2 separate regions of the Mus musculus genome follow, and region 2 is linked to region 1. The links are chromatin loops, found by intact Hi-C in ENCODE. Cell type or tissue: heart. All regions are shown on one strand. Links, peaks and the distances in the headings refer to the core of each region. The heading gives the core; the rest is flanking DNA. Region 1 holds the start of Gm19557 (predicted gene, 19557). Region 2 overlaps Col17a1 (collagen, type XVII, alpha 1).

Region 1 (8,000 bases), core at 1-8,000:
CTGGCACACTGCTTTGGTGTTTGCTGTTTCTATGTTAGTACAAAGTTAAGATTTACTAAGACATTTCCGGTTTAGCCTGTCGCTTGTATTACTGCTCTTGGGTCCGCTGCTGTCGCGTGTGACTGTGTATTTACTTTTAAGTGAACAGTCTCGGCTTACCGTCATCTTCTGATGCCTCATCCCCTCTGACTGCTACTTGCCCTCAGTATCTCTCCACAGATCTGTATCTCACCCCTCACTGTTGTGACCCCCGGGGCATCCCTGTCTGTGTCACTAGTACTTACCTTCCCGGCCTGAGTTCCATCTGTATCTGTGATGTCACTGCCACTTGTCCCTTGCAGTCCTCACCCCGCCCATTACGTCCCAGCCTGCTGACGTCACTGGCACATAGTGGTTTTTTGGTTTTTGGGTTTTTTTTCCCACCTCTTGTAGCAGAATTGAAGGGCTGTCCTAGCAGAGGCCCTGTCTGCATGTTCTGTGCTCTCTACACAGGACCTCAGGACTGGGTACTGCAGGAATGAAGATTGATTTTGGGGTTTTGGGTTTTTTTTTTTTTTTTTTTTTTTTTAATTCAGATGGTCCTGAGAATGGCAGGCGTGTTTCCCTCCCATCCTCTCCCACCCTGCTCCTGATCCCACCGCCGGTCCGGAGCATGACCTTGGCCAAATGCTGTGCTTATGTTGACAGCGGTGGGCGCCTCCCTTCTTGTTCCCCACATGGGAGTGCACTGCCGGCTTTAGGAGACCTCGGTTTTCAGTGAGCAGTGCATCTTTCTGTTCTTTGTGTACGTAGAGATTTGCCACCATCTAAGAGCTTTCCTTCCCCGTACCAAGGATGAGTTCACACCCATAACCAGGCTCCATTCTGCAACTGTCCTGACGCCTCTCCAGTCTTCTCCCGTCAGCAGCCAGGCTGCTCTGAGTGTCCTAACTTATTCCGGATGCTGCTGGTGGGACAGGCACCTTCTCACCATCCCAGCCCCTCATGACCTTGCTTCCTAGATTTGTTCACACACCTAATTACCTCTTCCTGGCAACAGGCTCTGTGCGCAGTGACCCAGGATTTCATAAAGGGAGATGAGGGATAGAGTTTCAGAAAAACACTCGGGTGGAGAAGGTCGTGGCTGGGAACTTTGTTCTTTGCCAAGGTTGCTTCTAAACAGCCTTGGTCTCCGGCTGCCCACTTCCCAGTGGCCTGTAGACAGCCTCAGCCTCCAGCTGCTCACTTCCCGTTGGCCTGTAGACAGCCTCCCATCTGACTGCCCACTTCCCATTGGCCTCCTTTCCATTTCATCATTTAGAATAAGCTCAGAGTTAAACTGACCTTCCTAGGGCTTCTGATGCCTCTCAGTTTATTTTCAGTAAAATCTTTCCTAGTCTTCTCTCCCCTTTTTCTTTTCCTTTTAAAACATTTTAGATCAGGGTTTGTGTGCGCGCGCGTGCGTGCACGCGCATGCGTGTGTTTGGGGCCCAAGGATCAAACTCAGATCCTTAAGAGTTGGCAGCAGGTGCCTTGACGTGGGGGCAAGCACCTTTCCAGCCATGCATCTCCTCTTTCTATTGAGGCATGGTCTCACTCTGTAGTCCAGGCTGACCTGGAACTTGCTACATAACCCAGGCTAGCCTCAAATTCACAGTCCTTCTGCTTGAGCCTCTTATGTGCAGAACTTTATGTGTCTGCTACCATGCCCAGTTCTAAAGAAGCATTAGTAAGTAGCGAGGCCCACCTTCATGTGAAGCCATGATGGCTACAATTGACTGGAAAGACGTCAGGACTCCCCCAGGCAGGATGTTCTGTGGCGGAGTTTTGACGTGGTATCCTTTTGAAGAAGCTTAGAGCAGAAGACTGTTTCTGTGTAGTGCTGTATATTTAAAAAGAAACTGATCTGTCGCTGTATTTGTTTCTCTTTGAAAACGATTTCTTCCATCAATTATGAATCAGTTGGTCAAATTGCCCTGCTTGGGATGTCAGTGTCCCTCAATTAATAGCGCCCTGGGAGACTGCAGATGCTCGGGCGATGCAGAAACCCGAGAGCCCTGGGCGCCCTGTTGTCACTCATGGCTGCTCACTTCCCCGTCTCTCCCTTCTGATTTTTTTTCTAACCGTCGCCTTTCTTAGCAAATCCAGAAACATGATAAGCAGATCTTACAGGACCATTGTTTCTCTGACAGCTAGATGAATGCTGACTATGTTTGGGCGGGCAGATTATATATATTTCAGGAAGCCACCCAGTTCCTGGCCTGAGCACCAAGTCGCTGCTTCAGTCTGTGAGCAATTTTGGTTTCCTGAACCGTGCGTGTCTGTCATTGTTCTTTTGAAAGTGACGAGCAAAACACAGATCTCAGTCCCGGAAGCGGCTGGCTTGTCAGAAGGGACCCCTGGTGTCCTTGCTCTCAGGACTGTGGCCTTTGAAACAGGCTAGGCAGCACATCCTGAGGCCGCGAGGCAGTCTCTGGAGAGGATGCGTCCTGTATTGTTTGCAGTTCCTGGGAGCTGAGCTGCAGTTGGCTCCCTATGGCTGCGAGTGCTTTCCCTGCTGACCCGGCCTCTCAGAGGAGGGAGCTGATGCTCATGGGAAAGATCGCCCAGCAGCCTGGGGGCAAAGCCGTGATCAGTCAGAGCAGAACCCAAGTTCAGCACAGTTACCAAGTGTGACCCTCCAGAGCAGACTTCTGACCCTGCCTAAATGCCGGCCTGCTCAGCTGACGCATGCCTAGAGCACGCTGACTCAGCACAGGAAAAGCCTGTTGGGTGAATTCATAATAAACCAGTTGGGCTTGGGAGTTAGTCGCAGGTAATGGAAGATGAGACATTTCTTTTTCTTCCCTGTGCAGGTGGAGTTAAAGGACAGTGGCACTTCTGGCGTAGCGCAGAGAGTGTTTAAGAATGCTCTCCAGCTGCTTCAGGAAAAAGGACTCGTGTTCCAGAGAGACAGTGGCTCTGATAAGCTGTACTACGTAAGAGACCTGCAGCCTAGTTTCCCCTCATGGCTTCCGTTACAAGTACAGTTAGGCTTAGGAATAGTACCAGTTTCTAAGACAGTGAGTCGGGGTGAAAGCGACCTCTTACCCTTTCACAATGTAACTGTTTCCTCCAGTGAAACAGTCTGACTCTGTAAACCCAGGCTGACCTTGAACTCCTAATCTCCTGGCTCCACCTCTCCACGGCTGGGATTGTAGGTGTGTGCCACTACTCCGGATCCATGCTGCCACTTGAAGCCCAATGGCCGTCTAAATATTTATCTGTACATTGACAGATATACAAGCACGTCCCTATGGCTTTTTTAAGAAAGGAAGGAAGGGTAGGGGAAGGGGGAACGGAAGGGAAGGGAGTAAGAGTGAGTGAGCTATCTTCTAATTGAGAAGGCCTCATCCTCAGAGCTCCTGGTGCAGATGCTGATGCACTGGAGACTGTCCTGTGTCTTCCACCAGCATCCCTGGCCTCTCACACTAAATGCCACTAGCACCTAGTATGTTGTGACAATCAGAAATGCCTTCGGGCATCACCAGATGTCCCACTGCTGTGAAGAGTGCTCCGCACAGCCTGCAGTGCCACCGTCTGTCCCTGTGCCCGTGTGTCCCGGCACCTGCGAGTCTGCCTCACTCTTTCTGACCAGGAGTATTTACCAGAACTTTCTAGCCATTCCTTTGTGACGGACGGACGGACACTACGGTTGTACGACTTTTGCTGTCACAAATAGTGTTTCCTGACTCGATCTGTGTGGCTCTCTGTGTGAATCTGTGTTGGTATTTCCAAGGACGGCTCACGCAGGAGAGCGCCCGGAGCAAAGGACACTTTAGTTAAAGCTTTCAGGTAACTCCAGTCTGCCTCCCTGAAGGCCTTGCTTGCCAGCCTCCCTTCTGAGGAACGGGACGGCTGCTTGCTTGCCTCCATCTTTTCAAGGTAGAAGTCTGCCTCTTGCTGCATGCCTTTGATGTTGGAGGCAGTAAGCTGAGAGAGGACCACTCGTGTCCAGAGCGGAGAAGTGGCTTCAGAATAAGATGAGAGCTCTGGAGACAGGCTGCTGGGCCTGCCTGCTTGCAGACTCGCTAGAGGTCTACTTAGCAGGTCATTTCCTCTGTGGAGAGGCCCAGGTTTTATTTATTTAAGTAGGAGGGGTTTTCCACAGTGTTGAGAGGTAAGCCAGTATAACACAGTGCTGTCCACTCATCCCGGGATGGGAGGGGCCAAGCAGGACATGGCGGCCATTGTCACACTAAGTTCAGCTGGAGCCCTCTTAGAGATTTGTGCCTCCTTCTGTTCTGGGTTGGCTTCTGTGAGGGTCTGTCTGTAGAGAGCAACCCTCCCTGGGAAGCAGCCAGGGCAACTGCAGCTGCCCAGGGCGAGGTGTGGCAGGGTTGGGCACTTCCTCTTGTGAATGAATCACCCTGAGCTGGAAGGGGTAGTCAAACAGGAATAGATCCCACGGCCCCTTCTGTGGCTGACCCCTCCCTTCCACTCATCCCTGATTTGTGGCTTTCCTTTCTCCTGAAGCCCTGCTGGGGACATAGTTACAGCAGAGCCCAGAGCTCTGTTTGCACCCATGGTTGACCTTCACACTAATCTTGTGAGTCCGAAGTCATCAGGTCTCACGGGCGGCCATGGCTGTTTCCTGTACCCAGTTCTTCAGCTGTGTTCCCATGCTTAGACTTGGCTCTTCCTCCTTCCTCTTTCTTCTCTCCTTTTACACACTCCTTCCTTCCTTCCCTCTTCCCCTTTCTTCTCTTCCTCCCTCCCTCCCTCACCTTCTTTTTCTTTTGCTTCCTCTCCCTCCCCCCCTCTCTGCCTCTCTTCCCTCTTCCCTTCCCTCTTCTCCCCTCTCTCTTCTCTAGTGTTATTAAATTTACTGCCTGTAGCTGAGGGTGAAGCCTGCTGCTAGTTGAGAAACATGGTTGTGGGTGTGCCTACAAGAGCAGAGAGCGTTTCTGTAGATAAGCTGGATTCTCTAGCTTGCTGGCTTCCCCATGCCCATTTCTTCTTTAATTCTTCCTTGTGCTTAGAAGAAGAGGAACTAAAGAAATATAAGACAAGAAGGGGACCGAGAGGAAGAAGGCTGGGACAGGGAGGAAACTTTGAACCTGCGGGAGCTCCTTCAAAAACACTGGGCAAGGAAGAGGAGTGTCTGTCTGAGTGGCCACAGTGTAGAAAAGGGCAGTTGCCCCTTCAAGGCACAGGGTTCCAGTTATGCTTTCCCTTCTGGCCCCAACAAACCAGCTCCTGAGAGAGCTGTGTCCTTAGGGGCAGAGCGGAGCTGCAGCGGCCACCACGCATCAGAATCACTGAGGGAGGGCGTATGGGGGAGGCTTGTCGTTGCTATGGGATTTGTAGAACCGCCTCGAAGGCTGGTCTTGAGTTCTGAGTGACACACTGCTGTGTTCTCAAACCACGTTTCCTCTCTGGATTCTCCTTTTAGGTAACCACCAAAGACAAAGACCTGCAGCAGAAGATCTACCACATCATTAAGGAAGACTGTCAGAAACCAAACCGTAAGTGTTTTGTGATGGTGAGCCGGTGCGCCCAGGGTTCCTTCCCTCCTAGACAGAATCAGGATGCTCTGTCCTGACTCAGGAGGGAGACAGCCAGGGCTTCTGTCCTCCGAGACTCATTGTCCTCTCCTCTATGTCGTGTTGCCTGGGCAGAGGAGTCAGCATGTGGGGCTCCTTTAAACAGCCCTGGGGTGTCCGGTCCTGTAGGGATAAGCTGGAGGCCAACCACCAAGCTCTCCCTGAGATTCGGGCACACTGAAGTGAACCACCACGCTCGGCTCTGAGATGCGCTCGCTGCTTCTGGTCCCTGGTTTGTCGCCCATGTTTACCACTGCCTCTGAATGTAATGTCAACATTCACTCTCTTCTCAAACATCAAGGCTTTTCAGTTTCAGGCAGGACGGCTCTTAGACATTACAGTTCATGAATAACGAAATCCAGTCATCTCAAGAAACCCTTGAGTTATAAATGAAATGGCTTAGAAAAATAGTGCCGGTTTGTGGAGTTAGGTCGGCCCCTAGTGGCTGGACACTCAAACTACATCTAGTCTGATAACTCGCATATCAATTCACCCTAATTACAAAGAAAGCATCCGTCTTATCATGAGTCTGTATGAACTTGTGAGTCTTCAAGGTGACCGTCCAGAGCCTGGCTTTTGCAAACATATGCCAATGACAAATACTTATGTCACCATGATCCTAGGAGCAGAAAGGGTTGTTAGCCCTGGGTCCCCTTCCTATTTTTATTCTCTCTGGAGAAGTCTTTCACTCCTTTCAGACCCAGAAGGAAAGGCTGGGTCTACAGACAGGTAGAGGGAGGCCAGGTCATCTACCCTGTGGTTTAGGACCCAGTGAGATCAGAACCAATAGGGTGCCACAATCAGACAAGAAAGAAAGAAAGGAAGGAAGGAAGGAAGGAAGGAAGGAAGGAACGGAGGAAGGAAGGGAGGGAGGGAAAGGGAAGGAAAGAGCGAGCCCCAAAGCAGTCCTGTTACGGTAGTAATGGATGCTGTTTGGCTCATTCGTAGCAGGGATGGAGCAGCACAGGCAGGCATGGTCGCATGGACCTGTAACCCCAGCCCTGGGAAGGCCGAGGCAGGAGGTCAGCCAGGGTTAACACAATGAGATGTGCTTTCTTTCTCCCCCTGCCCATACCCCTCTATTTCACCTTTCTTTTTCCCTCCCCCTTCCTGTGTGTATGTGTATGTGTATGTATGTATGTGTGTGTGTGTGTATGTGTGTGTGGTATGTGTGTGTGTGTATGTGTGTGTATGTGTGTGTGTGTTATATGTACCTGGTGTATGTGCATGGAAATGAAAGGAAGACTTTAGATGTCCTCTATCCCTTTCTGCCCTTCTCTCTCTGTCTCTGTCTCTCTCTCTTTCTAAAAACTGCTTTATTTATTTATATTCCAAATCTTACCCTCATTCCTGGTCCCTCCTCCAAGAGTTCTTCACCCCCACCCCCCACCCCACCCCTGCCTCTGAGCGAGTGCTCCCCATCTCACCCTCTCACTCCCCCTACCTTACCTTTCCCCCCCGCAACCCTCCTTCCCTGGGGCACCCAGTCTCTACCTGTACACATCCTCTCCCATTGAGGCCAGGGGCCATGGACCAGGCCATGTATGCTCATATATGCTCACTGGTTGGTGGTTTAGTCTCTGGGAATCCCCAGGGGTCCCAGATACAGTTAGTTGACACTGTTGTTCTTCTTGTGGGGTTGCCACCCCCTTCAGCTCCTTCAGTTCTTCCCCTGTCCTATTCTTTTAAGACAGACTTGTCACTGAGCATGGAGGAAGGCTGGCAGCCAAGGTGCTCCAGCTGTTCTCCTGTGCCTACCCCTCCCTCCCCACATTCACACAGTGCAGGGGTTACAGGCGCTCCTGCAGCCGTGCCTGGCTGATTTTACATGGGTATCAGAGATTTGAAATCTCAGGTCCTTAGGCTTCCAAAACAAGGTGCCTCTCCAGCCCACAGACTGTCGCAACAAAGCAAAACCAATAGGCAGCCTCTCTGTCTGCTGCTTTGTGAGAGCCTCAGCCAGAACGGATGGTCCCAAAATGCCATTCCTCCACACTGAATCCCAGGCCCCTCAGCCGCCGCATTCTTAGATTGATGCACATTGGGACTGCAGCGCTTTATAGCCTGGCACCCGTAAAGTAAACGAAAGGGGTCCACACTCCATCCTCGGAAGGAGTGGCTCCGTGGGTGGCAGTGCTTGCTCTGAAAGCCTGATTATCAGAGTTCAGGTCCTTGGAACACACAGAAAAGTTGGGTTCAGTGGCACACACCTGTGTTCCTAGCACCCCTCTAGCAAACTGGGAGGCAGGTACGAAGCTCATGGGCCAGGCCAGCTAGCGTGGAACACACAGTGCAGCAGCAGAAAGCAGCAAGATGGACGGCAAGAAGCAGCTCCCTAATTCATATCCGTGCCGTGGCACGTGCACACATGCACCCCAATAAAATATTTAAAAGAGACTTAAAAAAAAGTGACAGGTTTTATATACACTGGTTGGT
Region 2 (10,642 bases), core at 1,111-9,110, 160 kb before region 1:
ATCTAGAGATGATAGAAGAGAGAAAAAGTCTCTAGGAGAAGCCACCCCAGCAGAGCCTGGAGTGACCACAGGAGCCTTTGTCAGGCTGTGCTGACGGCAGAGTCCTTTGCGGGCTCTGCGTGTTCGCCGTGTCCAGGTTCTGCTCTCACAGTGTCTCACTCTCATCGGGAGCTTAAGTTCGGCCTACCCCAGCCACCCACGGCTTTAGAATGATTGTTAAAAGACGCCCACTCTCGCCGAAGCTAATCCTGTAAAGCTGGCTGCTTATGGGCTTCCTCTTCTGATGACTAACTGGATGTTGGAGAGTTTAGATTCTTTTGCCTGTACCTTAAGTGAGCTGGGAGGCAGAAAGATGCTGGATGCTGACAACTGTGAAGAGGGTGGTGATAAAGTGTCTCGGGGTCTCCTTGCTCAGCCTAGGCTCTCGTTAAGTCTCAGGTGCCTAGGGGTGCGCAGTTGGCAAGTGGAGTGGGGAAGGGACATCCCCTTTGTAGTGACACCCAGGTCTCCTGGTGAAGAACTGAGAGATCACAAAGTAGCCCAGTGAACCATCCTGTGCTCAGACCTTAGGGTCCAGGGCAGTGATGCAGACAGACTCCCTCATCCACAACATCCCTGTCTCTTCTCTCCCCTCATACAGAGAGCGAAATTCGAGTTCGGTTGCAGAGCGCGTCGCCATCCACCAGATGTAAGTGGTCACGGTCCTACCACCATGAGAGTGTCTGGGAAACAGAGTAAATCAGATGCAGGCGCAGCACAGTGCTGAGGGATTAGGGACTATTGTGTGCGCTCACTCTCCCCACCCCACCACCCCTACCACCACCATGCATACATGCACACGTGCAAGTGTGCATGTGTGTGCGCGCACAAGTGCCCATTTATGCTCAGTCATCAAACATCCTTGACGACTTCCTGGATGTGGGCCCCTGGTCTAAGGTCTGGAGCCAGGTTGCTGAGTAAGCCATGGTCCCTGGCTAGTAATTCAGGGTCTAATGGGGAAATGGAAAAACAACCAACACCCATAGCTTAGTATGAGGGAGCACAGCAAAGGGAGATGGAGACAGGGCCAGAGAAGCCTTCTACGCTAGGGGTTGGCTAAGGAGAAACTGAACAGTAGGTCAGGGTTAGGGCCGGAAGATATTGGTAGCTAAAGACCTCCCAAAGGCAGTTCTCCATGGAGTCCCAAAGGGAGGGTTCAGGTGAGAGAAGCGTTGGGAGTTGAAAATGGGGTTTTTAACTTCATCTCAAAGGTCAGAGATCCAGCAGCAGTCTCAGCACACTGGATCCCTCTTGCCCTTGTTAGAGGCTCCATTTTGAGATGATCCCAACTTTTTGGGTGGGATTCAGGGGCAAGGCATAAAAGAAGGAAGAGCTGGTATGTGACCCCGAGCGAGGCTGGCCCCAGAGCTTGACACCTGGTCATAGGATCTGACCCCGTGTCTAACCCTTTCTCACCAGAGTCCTTCCAGGCTTAGAGATGTGGATCCCAATGGATGCAGCTTTTTGGGGAGAGGGGCAGGGCAGTTCCCAGCACCTGCTGTCTGTCTGTCCATTTGCTTCTTCCCTGCTCACTGTCCTTGCCTGATACCCCCCCATTCCTTCCTGTGGGTCACCCCGAAGGGACACAAGGACCTGGTTCTCCTCGCTCACCTTGTTACACTAGAACCATCCAGATGGGTCTGAAACTAAAGCAGATATGAATGCAGAGGCAGTGAGATGTCTAGGAGTTGTAAACCTCAAGTCCCTTTGACACTGGCAGGCACATACCAGGGCATCCAAGGCACCACGTTCAGGAAAAAAAAAAAAAAAAACAACTGTTAAGCTAGTGTCTTAAAGAGCCTAGCTCTCTAACAGCCCAAACCCGGACAGCAGTGTCTTCCAGGCAGGCAGTCACCTCTGCGGTGCCTAATGAGGTCGAATCAGGAAATATCTTCCAAGGACTCGGAGGTCATGTATTCATGACTCTGCTAAGGTTACAAACTGTCAGGTTTATAACAGTTATAAATTGGCAAAATTTAAGCTTACAAAGCTAATGGAGCGGGTTCCCCTATATGAGGCAGATGGTAGCCTCTCTGATATAAGAGGGCCATCAATATCCAGTCTGATCTTTGGACTTAGGAAAGGGTCCCTCCCGAGGCCTGATGGGAAAGTCTGGGGTTCTCTGCAGGGACAGAACTGGATGAGGTGAAGCGTTTGCTTAAGGGGAGCCGCTCTGCAAGTGCAAGTCCCACCAGGAACACCTCCAACACACTCCCCATCCCCAAGAAAGGCACCGTAGAGACCAAAACAGTGACAGCGAGCTCCCACTCAGGTAAGCTTGGCGGCTCCAGTCGGCCATGGGGTCATGGGGACAATGTGGCAGGTGTGCCCTCAAGACCTTTCAGCTCTGCCAGAATTGTAAAAGTACAGAGCGCCTGCTCTTTCACACTGTGAAGGTCTGGGTGGGGCTTTCTCATCCACCTGGTTGGCTATCTTCTGAGGATGTGGTACCCAACTCTAAATCCTTAAGATCCCCACCCCAAGCAGGTTCTGAGAGTGTAGATGTGTTGGTCAGGTCTCCCAAAAGAAGACTGAGAGAACATTCATAGTGTTTTCATCATCAGGAGTGAAGTATTTATCCTGTGCCTACTGTGTGTCAAGCCTTGAGAGAAGGCTCGGAACAAAAGAGGCACAGTCGATATCATGGAGGAGAGGAGGGTCGCTGGGAAGTTGGACAAGAGTCTAAGAGGCTAGGGTCACCCGGGTTAGGAGTTCTCAGCACCCTTATGGAGCATGTGTCTTCCATCAGATGACAGAAAGAGAAGTTAGCAGAGCCATGGACAGAGATGAGGAAAGACTTGCCATCTTCTGTCCATGATGATGTCCTTCTGTTCCTGGCAAAGTCTTGATACCATGACCTCCCTTGTATGACTTCCCTATAAAACCAAGTCTCCAAGCAATATTAGCAACAGTGTACCCAGCTCCCTCTCCCACGTAATAGGCAGAAATGGCATATTTGAAGATCTATGAAAAGCCCTGTCAGGGACAGAGTGCCTTTAGGTCTGGTTGATGCACAGAGATGCTTTAATGAGTATCTAAGCAAGAAGGTTACTATGATCAAGGAGTTATTATACCTGAACACTCCTTTGTTTGGTACATACCCCACATTTACTAAGGATGACTAAAAGTAGCTCCTGAGTGAACAACCCCATGACATCTTTGAAAATGGCAGTAAGGGAGCTGTCCCCATTGGAGGAGGCAGGTCACCAAGATGTAGGAAAAGAAATCTTACAAGACATAATGAGTAGATTCTAACTCAAATTAATATCAAATTTTACCAAGGACTGGCAAGAATTTTGTAATCTAAGAGATCAAATCTTGACTTCAGTCAAAAGTAGAATGGCTCGGTGCCTCGGGCTGTCCTGAACTGAGGTATGGGACCTTCAGTGCTAAAGTGCTGGGAAGGCCCAGCAGGAAAGAGTTCAAATCTCCCCCGGTGACAAATGTTTGTGCTTCTGTTCCTAGTGTCCGGAACCTATGATTCAGCAATACTGGACACCAACTTTCCGCCCCACATGTGGTCCTCCACCTTGCCTGCAGGGTCCTCCCTGGGGACCTATCAGAACAACATAACAGCCCAGAGCACATCCCTCCTCAACACCAATGCCTACTCAACGGGATCAGGTAGGTGTGACTGCACACGGCGTGTCACTCCTCGGTAGGGACAGCCACAGCTCCTCTCTGTCATTGAAGATATCCCTTGTTCTGTGCCATCCCCAGGGCCTCCTGGGAGGGGTTTTTCCTGGCCTAATGGCCAAAGCCCATTCATTTCAACTTAATCAACTAGGTTCTAGCAGGTACTTTTTATACAATGAACGTCCCGGATGGGGTATCAGGAGAAATATAATCGGAAAAGGATCAGAAAAAAACATGTATCAATGAGTGTGAACTGATTGTGGGAATCTTGAACAACTCAATTTTCTGAGACACCCCCCCCCAACACACACTCTGTAAAATGCAGCCGCTAACAAGAGAGCCATTAACTGGATCCACTTGTCTACTCCAGGTCTGGACTTCCAAAATCATCTTTGGCTAGGACCTAAGGTACCACAGGCTCATGTCTGGTTCTCTGCATCTAAGGGAGAGAACTGAATATTAAGGTTTTTTTTTCTTCTAACAACAAAAGTGCAACAGGACAGAAGAGCCAGATCCCAGCATTTCTTCTGAGACTCCCACAGAGTCTGAGCTTGTGCCTTGCCCTGAGCCTTACCGTTGCCTGCTTTCTCTTTCCCACTGTAGTCTTTGGAGTGCCAAATAACATGGCGTCCTGCTCTCCCACCCTGCACCCCGGACTCAGCAGCTGCTCCTCAGGTCAGAGCCTGCCACCTTGTCACCTTGGTTGTCCCCTTATGCTATGTTGAAAAGAATATATTCGTGTTTATTTCATGTGGACGAATGTTTTGCCTGCATGTATATTTGCTCTCCGTTACCGTGAAGTGCCTGCGGGGGGCAGTAGAGAGCACTGGATCACCAAGAACTGGAGCCTTCATGTAGAGGCTCTGAGAGCCACACCAGTTAGGACAATGGAGACAATCCCCTCAGCCATGTCCACAGGCCGACTCAGACAGTCCCTCACTGAGAATCCCAGTGATTCCCACTGAGAATTCCTGGGCTATGTCAAGCAGTTAAGTGGACAACCACAAGCCAGGGAGTCGCAACTGGGGCAAGGATTTAGCAGGGTGTGGTGATGCCCGCTTTTAATCCCAGAACCCCAGAGGAGAGGCAGGTAAATACTTGAGTTCAAGACTGCACTGATGTGCACAGTGAGTTCCAGGGCTGTATAGAGCTCTGCTGTCTCAAGAGGGAGTCTTCAAATAAACCTCTTTAAATAAAACTCAGTGGTTGTTTTTACAGTGAGCCACCTGGGCCATTGACCCTGTGCAGACCTGGGGTTAGGACAGGGGAAGGGACTCGGTGGCATTCAGCACCTACATTGAACTTAGCTACTCCTTAGTTGGAGTAGAAAATACGTAACCTGCCGGAAACAATAAGAGAATCCTGTAAAGCAACAGGGGTTAAGTGAGTTTGTAAAGAGTAAGGTCTAAGAGGACTTCCTGGTGGAAGTAGGCTTGAGAACTAGGAAAAGAAACAGGAAACTAAGCCCCACCCTGCTGAAGAGAGCTGGTTTCATGTTTCCTCTGGACTGATCAGACGGCCCCTGAGCCACCTTCTCAGGCTGGCCAGCTCATTGGTACTATCTCGAAGCGTATGGTATGAAGAAGATATGCTGTCTCAAAAGTGGGTGGGGGTGGGGGGTTTGTGTGCTTGAGTCAGAAGAGTTGAAAGGAGAGGTAGAGACCCACCATGTTAGTGCTTCTCCGTCTGTACGTCTGCACTCAGTTCCCACTCTGTGTACCAACCAGCCATAGGGAGCTCCAGGGATGGGATATTTTAGGATTTTGAGGGAGGCTAATATTTGGCAGGCCCTATGTGAACCGCTGCTATGAAGACACATGGCTCTTTCTCTGGGACAGTCATTAATAATGTTTACTATGAGAGGGAGACGACCACGTTACTAAGAGCAATGAAAACCAGGAAAGTTTTTACAGTCTGCCACTGGCAAAAAAGAGTTTTCATGAAAATGATCTGGGGGTCTCCAGGGGGGCTCGCAGCATCCAGAGAGCATCTTTACCTACTCCCCATCTCTCTCACAGTGTTTGGCATGCAGAACAATCTGGCCCCCAGCTCTTCTGTCCTCTCCCATGGCACAACCACCGCTTCCACAGGTTGGTAGCGCAAGTCTGGAGCTCAGAAGTGGGAATTGACAGCCCTTAGCTCCTACAACCTACAACATACCTTTGTACAAACAGTTAAAAGGACCAAGCGGCCTTTTCCCATCAATTAAACAGCCCTCTCTCCGAGCCTAGAGAGGCCAGCCTTTATCCCTCACCATCTCCAATGTGAGTTAAATACACAGGGAGCTTGTAAACCCAGCACCTCCACCCTGTGGCTTCTACCCAGCTGGTCAGGGCAGTGGTCTCCTGAGCTTACAACGCACTTTTCTGCAGACCACTTCCACCCAAATAGATCTTAGTGGTTGTTTCTACGGTGGGCCACTAGGGCCATTGGCTCTGTGCAGACCTGGTGTTAGAGCAGAAGGGTGGTGGTGTTTAGCTCCTGCATCCAACTTGCCTGCTCCTTAGTTGGAAGAAAAAACACTTAACCCAGTAAGAAGCAACAAGAGAATCCTGTAAGCCTTTAATCCTAGCACTCGGGAGGCAGAGGCAGGCGGATTTCTGAGTTCGAGGCCAGCCTGGTCTACAGAGTGAGTTCCAGGACAGCCAGGGCTATACAGAGAAACCCTGTCTTAAAAAAACAAAAACAAACAAACAAACAACAACAACAACAAAAGAGAGAATCCTGTAAAGCAACAGGGGTTAAGTGAGTTTGTAAAGAGTAAAATCTAAGAGGACTTCCTGGTGGAAGTGGGCTTGAGAACTAGGAAAAGAAACAGGAAATTAAGCCCCACACTGCTGGAGAGTTGATTTCATTTACTTCCTCTGGGCTGATCAGACGGCTGCTGAGCCACTTTCCCAGGCTGGCCAGCTCAGGGTGCTTTCTCTCTCGCAGCATACGGAGCGAAGAAAAACGTGCCCCAGCCTCCCACTGTCACCAGCACCGGCGTGTCCACCTCTGCCAGTGAGTACTAGTGCCAGCTTCTAGGGCCCAGGTTGGCACACAGAAAGAAGTACTTGATATAACACGTGGTATCCTGGAAGACAGGCGAGAACCCTTGGGTGGCCTGGGACCCACAAACACAACTCAGAGGAGCACGAAGCACACACACACACACACACACACACACACACACCTACTGTCTGTTACACTCCAGCCACCACGCTCATATGGGAACTGCTTCTGGCCTTCTCCTGTTACGTGTAACCTATCAGAGGCAGGGAGCCCAGAGAAGCTGTCAACACCTCACTGCTTTCTATAGAATCAACTTGAGTTCACCCCATGCGATGAGCTATTTCTCCCAGTGTTTAGATCCTGGTGGGTCTCCTCCTAATCAGAAATTCATTCATTCAACATAAAAGTATCCTGAGCACCCATGGTTTAGTATCAGACAGTTTGGTTTTCCAGGTGTCACGGTGGCACATGGACCAGACTCGAGGGGAGAACAAGACAATGCCAGGGGGACAAGCAGATGAGAAATACACAGTCCACCAGACAATTCCAGAGAATAATATGATTCCTAAGCAAGCAAGTGATGGGGTAGACATGTGGTCCGTGTACAAGTGAGCAGGGCTTTAGCAAAAGTTTGCCCAGGATGGTAACAAGTCTATCTGGTTAGTTTAAGAAGGGCCTGGCTGGTGAAGGGGACTTCTACAAAATCAAGGAAGATCCTGTGTCTACATGTAGGGAGACAGCCCCATAGACCAGTCATCAGCACTGACCTAACCTCACGATGGCCAGACATAGCTGGCAAGATGCTTCATAGCATCACTGTCTAAGAGACCAGGAGCACCCCCATACACACTGGTGAACCCCCTTTCCTCCCCCCCCCCCATCCACTTCTGTCCTCTCTAGCCTGCACCACCAGTGTCCAGAGTGACGACCTCTTGCATAAAGACTGCAAGTTCCTGATTCTGGAGAAAGACAACACACCAGCTAAGAAAGAGATGGAACTCTTGATCATGACCAAGGACAGTGGGAAGGTCTTCACTGCCTCCCCTGCCACCATCTCTTCAAGTAAGCACAGGTGGAGCGGGTAGCATGGGCTTCAGATGAAGGGCTTCATAAGTACAGGAGGCCCAAGACTTCTATAAGGTGTGGTTTGAACCGATTTAGTCATCAAATCACGGGGATTCCACTTCGATGGAAAAATATCTGCCTGGACCTGCCTTGAGTACAGAGAAGCCAGGAAAACGTGGGAGCACCCACAGAGAGTCTGCAGGCAAACAGGAGTCTAACCACACCCCCCCCCCCCGTGAGGGAGATTAACTCAGGAAAATTGGACTAACTTCCAACCAGGCTAACCTTGGTCTTCCCAGGGAGTGGGGATATGAGCAGGCAGGGTGAGTGGGGAGAGAATAGACCAGATGATCACTGGCTCTGTGCATAGCTTCCTTTTCAGAAGACACCCTGAAAAAGGAGAAGCAGGCTGCATATGCCGCTGACACCTGCCTGAAGGCAGATGTGAATGGTAAGGCAAATCTGACCCTGCCCACCGAACTTCAACAAAGCCGCATCTCATTTGTCTTCTGGGGCGATAACATTCAACATGGGGTCCACTGGTGGCACCCAAGAGTGTTAGGAACATAGAATCCAGTCTACCTCAGACCTACTGGGTGGGAAGCTGCCGTTTTAATGTGGGAATGGGTATGTGTATGTGTTTGTGTGTTACATGTTCCTCTCTGTGTGTGTGTGTGTGTGTGTGTGTGTGTGCGTGTGTGTTCGCGTGTGTGTTCGCGTGTGTGCACGCATGCATGGGGCATGTGGGGGTGCACTGTGTGGGGTGTATGTGTGTAGGGGGTGCATGTGTGGGTGTACAGGTAGGAGGTCACATGTGGGGATTCATTACATAGGGTTTCATATGTGTAGGGTACACATACATGTGCTTATGTGATCTTCCTTTACTCATGTTCAGCTCCAAACTTATGTATGTGCTTTTAGGAGACCTAAATACCGTGTCCACAAAGAGCAAGATGACCTCGGCAGGTGAGTAAGAATGGTGGTGGGGGAGGGGCTGCCATGAAAGGATCTGGCCATGGTTAGTGGGACAGATGATGTCATACGTGAGCTGTTCAGATCTGGCCTCCTAAAGGCCTGAAAGGAAGAAGGATAGAAGATGGGAGTGGGCAGGCTGAGGCAGTGGGTAACCACAGAGTCACAAAGATGACGTTTCACGGGCTCCACAACTCCTACCCGTCAGCCTGTATGATCCCTGAGGCTGAGTCTTCCACTAGGGAAGGCATAGCAGGATAGACCCAAGATGGCGCTGTCCTGCGCTGCTCCAGTCCCCTGCAGTTTCTTTGCCTCCTCCCTTGCCTTGAGAGAGAAGTTCAGATCATGAAGTTCCCGCCTCCCTAAGAGAACTGCCAGCCTTACCTTTTTAAACTCGTTTTTAAGTTCATGGTACTAAATGTAACTCCAGGGTGCTGTGGGAACCACAAAGGCGGGGGCATAGTGACCAGGGAGTGTAGGTTTAGACTTAATCAGATGAAGGGGTTGTGACAGATCCACATGACACTCTTAACAATGAAGATGTTTTAAATCCTGTGCTGTGGGCTGCATCCTCCGATGATTTCATAACATAACCGTTTTTATGAAGCAGGTCATCTGTGAACCTCATTTTATAAAGTGTCAGGGTCCCACAGCCAAAGCCTGGGGATTTCAGACTCACTCTCCAGCCGTAACCCTGTGTTCATGAAAAGTCCCCATGTAAATTCAAATCCTCCTCCTCTTCCTCCTCCTCCCCCTCTCCTCCCCCCTCCTCCTCCTCCCCCTCCCCCTCCCCCTCCCCCTCCTCCCCCTCCTCCTCCTCCTCCTCCTCCTCCTCCTCCTCCTCCTCCTCCTCTCCACATGATGACACTAATTTTAAAGGGAGATGTGCAAGAGCCTCCTGGATTTAATTCACCCTTCCTGTTTCTTCCACAGAAAACCATGGCTACGACCGAGGTGGCGGTGGTGGCAGAGGCAAAGGCGGAGGTGCTGGTGGTGGCGGTGGTGGCGGTGGCGCCAGTGGCGGTGGAGGAGCATGGGGGGCTGCACCAGCCTGGTGCCCCTGCGGCTCCTGCTGCAGCTGGTGGAAGTGGCTGCTGGGCCTGCTGCTCACCTGGCTGCTGCTGCTGGGTCTGCTCTTCGGCCTCATTGCTCTGGGTAGGTATCAAGGCCACCAAGCCTAAAGTCCCGCCCCCCCCCCCCCAGACCTTCCTAGGGATGGGAGTGCGCACTTGTGGTCCTGAGGGTTGGAGCCATGTAAACCCAATAAGATAGGAAACAGCCCGTGGAGGCACCTGGGGCACCTGGCTCAAGCATTGAGATCACTACGCAGAACACCGGAAGTCTAAGGTCCTGGCTCCACCCCAGGCTCCTGCACTGGTGGCCTTAATAAGGCCACACTGCCCCCGCGGTCTTTCTCCCTGAGCATTTAATCTCTTTCCTTGCTACCACCCTCTCCACCTCCCAGAGGAAGGAGAACAATTTTGTTTGTATTCGGCTCCGGTGGTGGCAGAGCCAAGTTCGGGAGGATGTTGGCCGTTGCTGCCCGTAAGGGTTGTCTCTGCATACATACTGCTGAAATAAGTACCCAGGGGTGTGAGGAAGTCCCCCTGCCCCCAGACCCAGAGCCCCAGGGCAAGTGCCAGACTCAGTCCTCACTGATTGTCCACATTTGTCCCCCACAGCGGAGGAGGTAAGAAAGCTGAAGGCCCGCGTGGAGGAGCTGGAAAAGACCAAGGTGCTATATCATGACGTCCAGATGGACAAAAGCAACAGGGACCGCCTCCAGGCCGAGGCACCCAGCCTGGGACCTGGATTAGGCAAGGCTGAGCTGGACGGCTACAGCCAGGAGGCCATCTGGCTGTTTGTAAGGAACAAGCTGATGACCGAGCAGGAGAACGGTGAGAGTGGGCTAGGAGCAAGGCCAGTGAGCCCAGAA

What was found. Hi-C counts contacts between places; a loop is a spot of excess contacts. Peaks named below come from ENCODE experiments on the same cell type or tissue, not always from the same donor. Only the 100,000 strongest peaks of a DNase experiment are listed, where the experiment ranks them.
Region 2: it touches region 1 in a loop (12-fold over the local background); 4 of 42 quality-filtered maps call a loop at or near these places.

Annotation. Positions count from the first base shown.
Region 1 is chr19:47,505,292-47,513,291 of GRCm38, reverse strand. Stn1 (STN1, CST complex subunit) reads left to right here. Exons shown (of 10, transcript NM_175360.3): 8 at 2,835-2,957; 9 at 5,414-5,486. It overlaps Gm19557 (predicted gene, 19557), which reads right to left and starts at 310. Exons shown (of 3, transcript NR_045322.1): 1 at 285-310; 2 at 1-29. In heart, for the core only: no CTCF peak of the experiment used is centred there; DNase peaks (open chromatin) are centred at 1,101, 2,381, 4,371, 5,691 and 3 weaker places; H3K27ac peaks cover 4,311 bases.
Region 2 is chr19:47,668,457-47,679,098 of GRCm38, reverse strand. It overlaps Col17a1 (collagen, type XVII, alpha 1), which reads left to right. Exons shown (of 54, transcript NM_001290825.1): 8 at 641-688; 9 at 2,168-2,311; 10 at 3,505-3,663; 11 at 4,279-4,350; 12 at 5,694-5,765; 13 at 6,610-6,678; 14 at 7,570-7,731; 15 at 8,105-8,185; 16 at 8,656-8,700; 17 at 9,640-9,861; 18 at 10,389-10,604. Among named protein-coding and RNA genes, the nearest start is that of Col17a1, 18 kb to the left of the region's middle. In heart, for the core only: a CTCF peak has its summit at 4,481 (motif pointing right); a DNase peak (open chromatin) is centred at 4,528; H3K27ac peaks cover 308 bases.